2 separate regions of the Homo sapiens genome follow, and region 2 is linked to region 1. A link is a contact called in ENCODE Hi-C data. All regions are on one chromosome and are shown on one strand. Each heading gives the region's core, a stretch centred on a gene start or an enhancer-like site at or near the end of the contact. The rest is flanking DNA. Distances are from core to core; before and after follow the strand shown.

Region 1 (3,193 bases), core at 469-2,968:
CTGAATTTACATTTAAAGTAAATTATGTTTGTGAAAATTACATTAAATTAGATTCTAAAATAGGATAGAAACTTTAAGTTCTTCTACAGGTCTTGCTCAAGTTGGGTTTGCTGTGCATGGCAAAGTGAAAACCTGTGTTTCTCCTCTTTGGCTTCCCGAAGCTAACTGTAACATACATGCATCTCTGTGATGAAGTAAAAGCTACTTAGGAAGACAAGTAAACCTGTTTTTAAAGAAATAAACTACTGCAGGATGGTGAATGGTATGTAGTGTGGACTTTTCCCACACATCCAGCATCTCTAAAGACATCCTATTAAATTAAAAGAATAAGAAATAAGAAACTAGCAGGTCCAGATCTAGGTTCCTTCCATTCGACTGGGCCATGACTTTAATTAAGCTGCTGGGTCATGGCTTAATTTTCCCTTGAAAAACAGCACAGTTTGAGAAATCTCTGCCAAACTCTTCATTTTTTAAGCAACTGACAAAGTCAACAAGAAAGCAAATACCTAGAATCCACGGAACAATGCTCCTCAGAGCAGGGCTGGCAGAAGCGGCGGAGGGCTACCAGTTTCCCTGCCCCGATTGCAGCTGGGCCTTTGACAAGAGCTCGGGTAAAGGACTATCTGTGCACCCGCCCACCAAACGCCCAGCGGGACGATGGGCTGGTGCTACGAAGTTCTAAACCTAACCGCTGGGAGGAAGAAGCGGGAGGATGAGAATGTCATCTCCCCTGACACTCTGGTGCCGGCAGTCCTGAAACGCTCACCTCTGACGTCCCTGAAGGTCAGAGGTGGCAACCACAGTGCCAATAGCTCACCAAAGCCACTTTTCCTGCCCGGGTGGAGGCGCGGGGCAAAGTTGGCCACCGGCTGCGCGCGTCCCGTTAGCCGTACCTTGTAACTGGGCGGAGAGGGACTCCTGGTGCTGCTGGTACTTGAGCGCCACCGCCTCGGCTTTCCGCAGCTGCGTCTGCAGCTCGTAGTAGAGCATCGCGCCGTAGAGAAAGCCGAACACGACGGTCAGCAGCAGCAGCGTCTGGAAAATCCGCTTCTGCTTTCGGGAGCACATCCCGTTTCCCATAGTCCCGCCTGGACCCAAAGCCGCGGCCGCCCCCGCCGTCTCCTCCCCTTGGTCCGAGCGAGCGTCTCAGCAGCGGCCGCCGCAGTAGGTGGCCAGACGCAGCATGAGGAGGAGATGCCAGACACAAAAGCCGGCCCGGAGGGGAAGTGGCGCCCGCTCAGCCCCCGCGCGGCGCGGGGCGCGCAGCCATCGACGCCGCCCGGGCAGCTGCAGCCAAACTTCTGCGAGGCTCGTTCTCCGCGAATGCCCGGGGCCGGGAGGAGGCCCTCCGCATACTTCAGAGCCGGCTGCCCTCGCGCCTGTCCCCAGATGCCTCCTGCCTTTTTTCCTTCTTCCCACTTTTTGGCCCCGCTGCCCCCGGGCAGTTCTTGGAGTCCCGCCCTGGCCACTCCCCGCCCTATCGCGGCGGCTCCCACTGCACGACTTTGTTGCCACCTAAGGGAGGGGGTGCGCGCCCAACAAAGGGACCAGGACTCCGGGCCGCGCCCCCGTGCGGCCTGCCCAATGGGTGGAAGGGTGGGGGCCAGCTGTCTCGGCTGGTTTTGGGGACGGCACAGCGGTGTCACTGACGGGTCGGCTGGTGCCTCTGCCGCCCCGCCACCTCCTGCCCAACTTACGTGTCACCCACGGCCCGGCTATTCTGGCCAACGGGATTCCGGGAGGAAGTCCCACTCGGCCTCCTTGCTCATTGGGCCCGTCCGAGCAGACGCTCCCTCCCTTCGGGGAGGCAGTGCCGGGCTCGATTGGATGCCGGCTTTGTCCGTCCGACCCCAGGGCCGCACCTTCCCTCCCAGTGCCGGGGCCGGCTAGGGGCTCTGTGGGCAGCGCGGCCGCCTGGCGCCGGGGTGCGCCCACGTGGAGTCGGAGAGGGTGGGAAGAGGCAGGCGGAAGGGCGAAGGGCGGGGAGCTTTGGGTGGGCGGGGGACTTGTCCGGGCCTGAGTCTGGGTGAGGTTCGGTGAACACGTGTGTGTGTGTGTGTGTGTGTGTGTGTGTGTTCCAGTTCTCGTTCGGAACGCACGTGGAGAGCGGAGTAAAATGTGTGTATGAACGAAAGAATGGATGGCAGTAACTGTGTGCACTCTGCTGAGTACACTTTCTTTCCCTGTCCAATAAACTGATGCGGCAGACACATGGGATAGCTACATAGCACAATCCCGGTAGTCAAACCAGAGATGCCATGTCGACTGCCTTACCCCATCCAGTGTACTAGCCTAGATGTGTGTGTGCCCACAGATGGCCCGGCAGGAGTCGGGAGACTGGAAGCACGCTAGACTTAATGTTCAATTGTCCACGTGGGCTGGGGAAATCGGCTTGCCATTGGCAGAGAGGAAAGAAATGGTCTCACATTTCTCCTCTAGCTGCAAATAGAATAATTTAAAAACAAATCGTACAGACTGAAATGAGTATCCATTCATTTTGTCATATGTATTTGTTTTATTGGTGGCAAAACACATCAGTTACATTTCTAAATTACATTTTAAAGGGCAACAAAGGTTCCCTATGTAAAAACTAGTACAGCACAGGAAAGGTAGTAACCACAAACCTCTTCGAAGAAATGTATACTGCATTTATTTTTTCTGTGTACTTGAGGGGAATAATTAAGGTTATGCACAAATGATAATTTTTGTTTCTGCTGTTGACCTGAATTCTAAGAAAAGTAAATTTTATCTGTCTGTATAGTGTGGTGTAATTTATGATACACTGCATAATTTTTATATTCTAACTGGACTTTAGTCGTTACCATTGCTAATGGGCCTGAGTGCTCAAAATGGGGGTAAATCTCTTTAGCTAAATGCAACAGAAAGACAGTTCCTGGTGCAAAAGTTTTTTTAGGTGGACTCTGAAATTATAGGTTGCTAAAGCCCTAAAATAAACTGAATTTATAACGATGCTACCCTGTGGCATTTATACCACTGTAAAAATAAAGTGTGTCTTGCATGTGCTTTTCCTTAATAAATAATAACTTGCGTTAAATTATTCAAAATGCTTTCGTGTGCAGATACACTGTCTCACTGATCACAGCCAGGGTGTTAGACTTTCATGTTGGTAAAGAAGCCAAAGTTTATCAAAGTGACTATGACAGCTCTAGGACCTTTTAGGTCTTGCATAAAG
Region 2 (3,193 bases), core at 321-2,820, 4.7 Mb after region 1:
TTTATAACCCCAACAAGCACAATGGCTGTCTTAAAATTAGTAAATATTTGCTGAGTAAATGAAGACCTAAGAGAGTGAAAAAGGTTGTATTACCCGTTTATTTGTTAATCTAACTGCCACACATCCCTTAAAAGAAATCAAGTACAGCTTTTGTTAGGGAAGCTTAAAATTCATGGCAATGATACCATACACAGTTAATCATTAGCTTTGGAAAGTCTGTTGAGCAGAAAGCGGTGCACAAAGGAAGTAGGGCTGCTTCCCACAATAGCTTAATATGTTTTCAGTGATGAACGTTTTTGGAATGCTGGGCACACCCGACTTCCAAATACGCAAGCACATTCCAAATGGAAATTTCAATTACTGTTTTTCTTTTTTTCTGCCGTAACAGTTATCACAGCATTTTAATGAAGGTCAGACTTAAATACTGACAAGCAGGGAAACCAATAATTACCAGATTGCTTCATTCATTTTGTGGACAGCATTATAAACTTTTCAGGCATTCTAAGATTGCCTGACAAAATTAGAAAAAATTGTTAAGTCCCCACAACCTGCTTGAGATGCTCACAAGTGTTCCATCCCAAAGTACACGTTTGCCTCTTCTTATTGGTATTTAGGTTCTGGCATCTGATTCCCCTTTCTTCTTCTATTTATATTAGCCTTCAGGTGGGAACTATGGAAAACCCACCTGGTGGGGGTGTATTTTTCTTAAGAGATTGTGTTATATGGTATCATATTTAGAAAATAAAGAAATTATTTTCATAATAGCAACGCTAATCACAGGAAAAACTTGATACATTCTTGACTAGACTTTAGGGGAAAGTACAAGTTCTTAGTGGGCGGAGGGGGGCAAAGACGAAGCAATTTGGCTCCAAAAATTCTAGAATCTCGTGGCATATTTTTATCAAATTCAAGCTTATCTTTAAAAAAATCCGAGAATTTTTCTAATTTCTAAGAATTGATTCTAACCCGCGATACTCCCTAGATGGGAGCGCAGTGCTTTAAATAATAGCATTTAAATAAGCGGCTGCTGATTTGAAGTCCACCTGGGGAGTCCGAGTTCTAGGACCGGTCCTTGGCCCTGCCACACGCCAATACAACCATCAAAGTCAAAATCCCTTAACTCAAATTTAAATACATTCCTAAAGCAGAAAGCATCCCGATAGGAAAATCCTACAGCTCACAGCAAGCAGCAGGGAAACATTTATCTCTGGCGGCACTGATTTAAGCTTAAAAGATTTGGTATCGTTTAAAAAAAAAAAAAAGCTGGGTGGGGCCGAGGAGAATCCACCCAAACTTTCCTCAGGAAGTAGGATGTTTACTGAGTAAATATGCGGTAGTCACAGAAACACCTGCTACTCCTTTAAGACCTCAGGAGCCACCACCGCCACCTCCTGGCCACATCCGGGCACTTCTCTGCAAACTCCTGGCGTCCCGACGCCCGAGTCGTTGGGCTTATTTGAAACACACGCACAACCAATCAAGCGGCGCCTGCCGGGACTTGGAGAGCGTCGACCAATCACCGCCCCTCTGGAGACTCCTGCCTATGGGAAAGAGGTTGACATCACGCGCCAATCGGCATGGCTCTTAGAGAGAGCAGCTTAGTTTTTGAATCGGTTGTGGCGGCCGCCGGCGAGGAATGGCGGTATTTGTGAGAGGAGTCGGCGTTTGAAGAGGTGGAACTCCTAGGGCTTTTTTGAGAGTGGTAAGGACTCTGTGTGAGTGAGAGAGGTGCAAGTGGGCGAGCGGCTCCAGAGCCAAGGGCTCTTTTGCCTGCGGTCGACGTCCCCGCCCCTAGTGACCGCGAATTCCGGAGCGCCCCAGCTCAGGCTTCCCGGATCCGGGAACTCCCTCGCCGCACCCCACCCCCAGCAGCCGGGCCCTGACGCGGAGTGGGAGACCGAAGCCCCCAGTATTGCTGGGCATCTTCGCCCTCACCTGTTGGCTCTTTTGGACAGAAGAGTGTGGGTGAAGGGAGGGAGTTGGGAAAGGGATTTTGGCAAGCCGCGCAGCCCTGTGGCTTTGGGGGCCGGCACTTGCAGCCTTTGGGGGCTTATCTCAGAGTGCGCCGTGGTTTTATTCTAGGATTCATCCTGGCTTCTTTGCGGGAAGTTTAATTTTTCGTTTTTGCAAGATAAATCCAGGCCATCCGCCCCTCGTCCTCCCCAGCCACCCGGCACAGATGTGTCCGGCTTAGTGGTTAAAGGCGCAGCCTCTGGATTTAGCCGGGCTTTGAATACCTCTTTTACCCCTTACTAACAGTTTGACTTAGGGGAAGTTGCTTAACCTCTCTGTTCCTACGTTTCTTCATCCATACATTGAAAATAATAATAGTACCTGCCTCTTAGGATTACTGCAGAGATTAAAAGGTTTAGGACAATGTCTGCCACGTATTAAGCGTTAAGTAAATGTCAGTTGTTAATAGTAATGTTATTGTTAATAACACCACCATTATATCTTGGATTGCATTTTAGTCCTTCACCTTGGAAGATGATTGCCTAAAAAGTATTTAAGTAAAAGGAAACTTGAATGTTTGTTTACATGGCAAATTTTATCTCTGGGATAAAAGGGGGCATGTGTTATAGTGTGTTTAGTTAGAAGCTCCTTGGGTCTGTTCTTGGGTGAGAAGCTGTGTAGGTTTATGAACACTGATCCTATTGTGCTTATTTTAAAGGCTTCTGGAATACAGTAATTTGAAAAAAAGTGATTAATATATTTCCATTTCTAATCTGACTGTTGGATGTTAGTTATGTCATCAAGTTACCGTAGTGCATCTCTTTTTCTCTATACATTTTGAAGCTGTTTTGGCAATAAATTGATCATATACAGTATCATCAGGGGCAATTTTAATTATTAATCATCTGCTTTCGATCATCTGCTATGCTCCCTCCCTTTTATTAATCATCTGCTTTTGATCATTTGCTGTGCTCCCTCTTAAAGAGGGAGGCATAGGAGAAAAATGTAAATATTTTCAAGAAGTTTTTTTTTTTTTTTTAGACGGAGTCTACCTCTTGTTACCTAGACTGGAGTGCAGTGGCACGATCTCGGCTCACTGCAACCTCTGCCTCCCGGGTTCAAGCGATTCTCCTGCCTCAGCCTCCTGAGTAGCTGGGATTACAGGTGCCTGCCACCAAGCCCAGCTAATTTTTGTATTTTTAGTAGAGACGGGGTTTCATTGTGTTGGCCAGGCTGGTCT

The links. Hi-C counts contacts between places; a loop is a spot of excess contacts on that map. Pooled maps may share reads with other maps.
Region 2: a pooled map shows a loop between it and region 1 (15-fold over the local background). The contact joins the promoter of ECT2 here to the promoter of GOLIM4 in region 1. A Hi-C loop is called at or near these places in 2 of 37 single-sample maps with no recorded cell type and 10 of 50 pooled maps.

What each region holds. Positions count from the first base shown.
Region 1 is chr3:168,094,206-168,097,398 of GRCh38, forward strand. GOLIM4 (golgi integral membrane protein 4) reads right to left here and starts at 1,719. Exons shown (of 16, transcript NM_014498.5): 1 at 894-1,719. The coding sequence starts at 1,080. RefSeq lists silencers at 1,495-1,544, 1,835-2,074 and enhancers at 1,746-2,247, 2,445-2,494.
Region 2 is chr3:172,749,156-172,752,348 of GRCh38, forward strand. It overlaps ECT2 (epithelial cell transforming 2), which reads left to right and starts at 1,571. Exons shown (of 25, transcript NM_001258315.2): 1 at 1,571-1,702. RefSeq lists enhancers at 1,107-1,376, 1,477-1,526, 1,547-1,806 and a silencer at 1,917-1,986.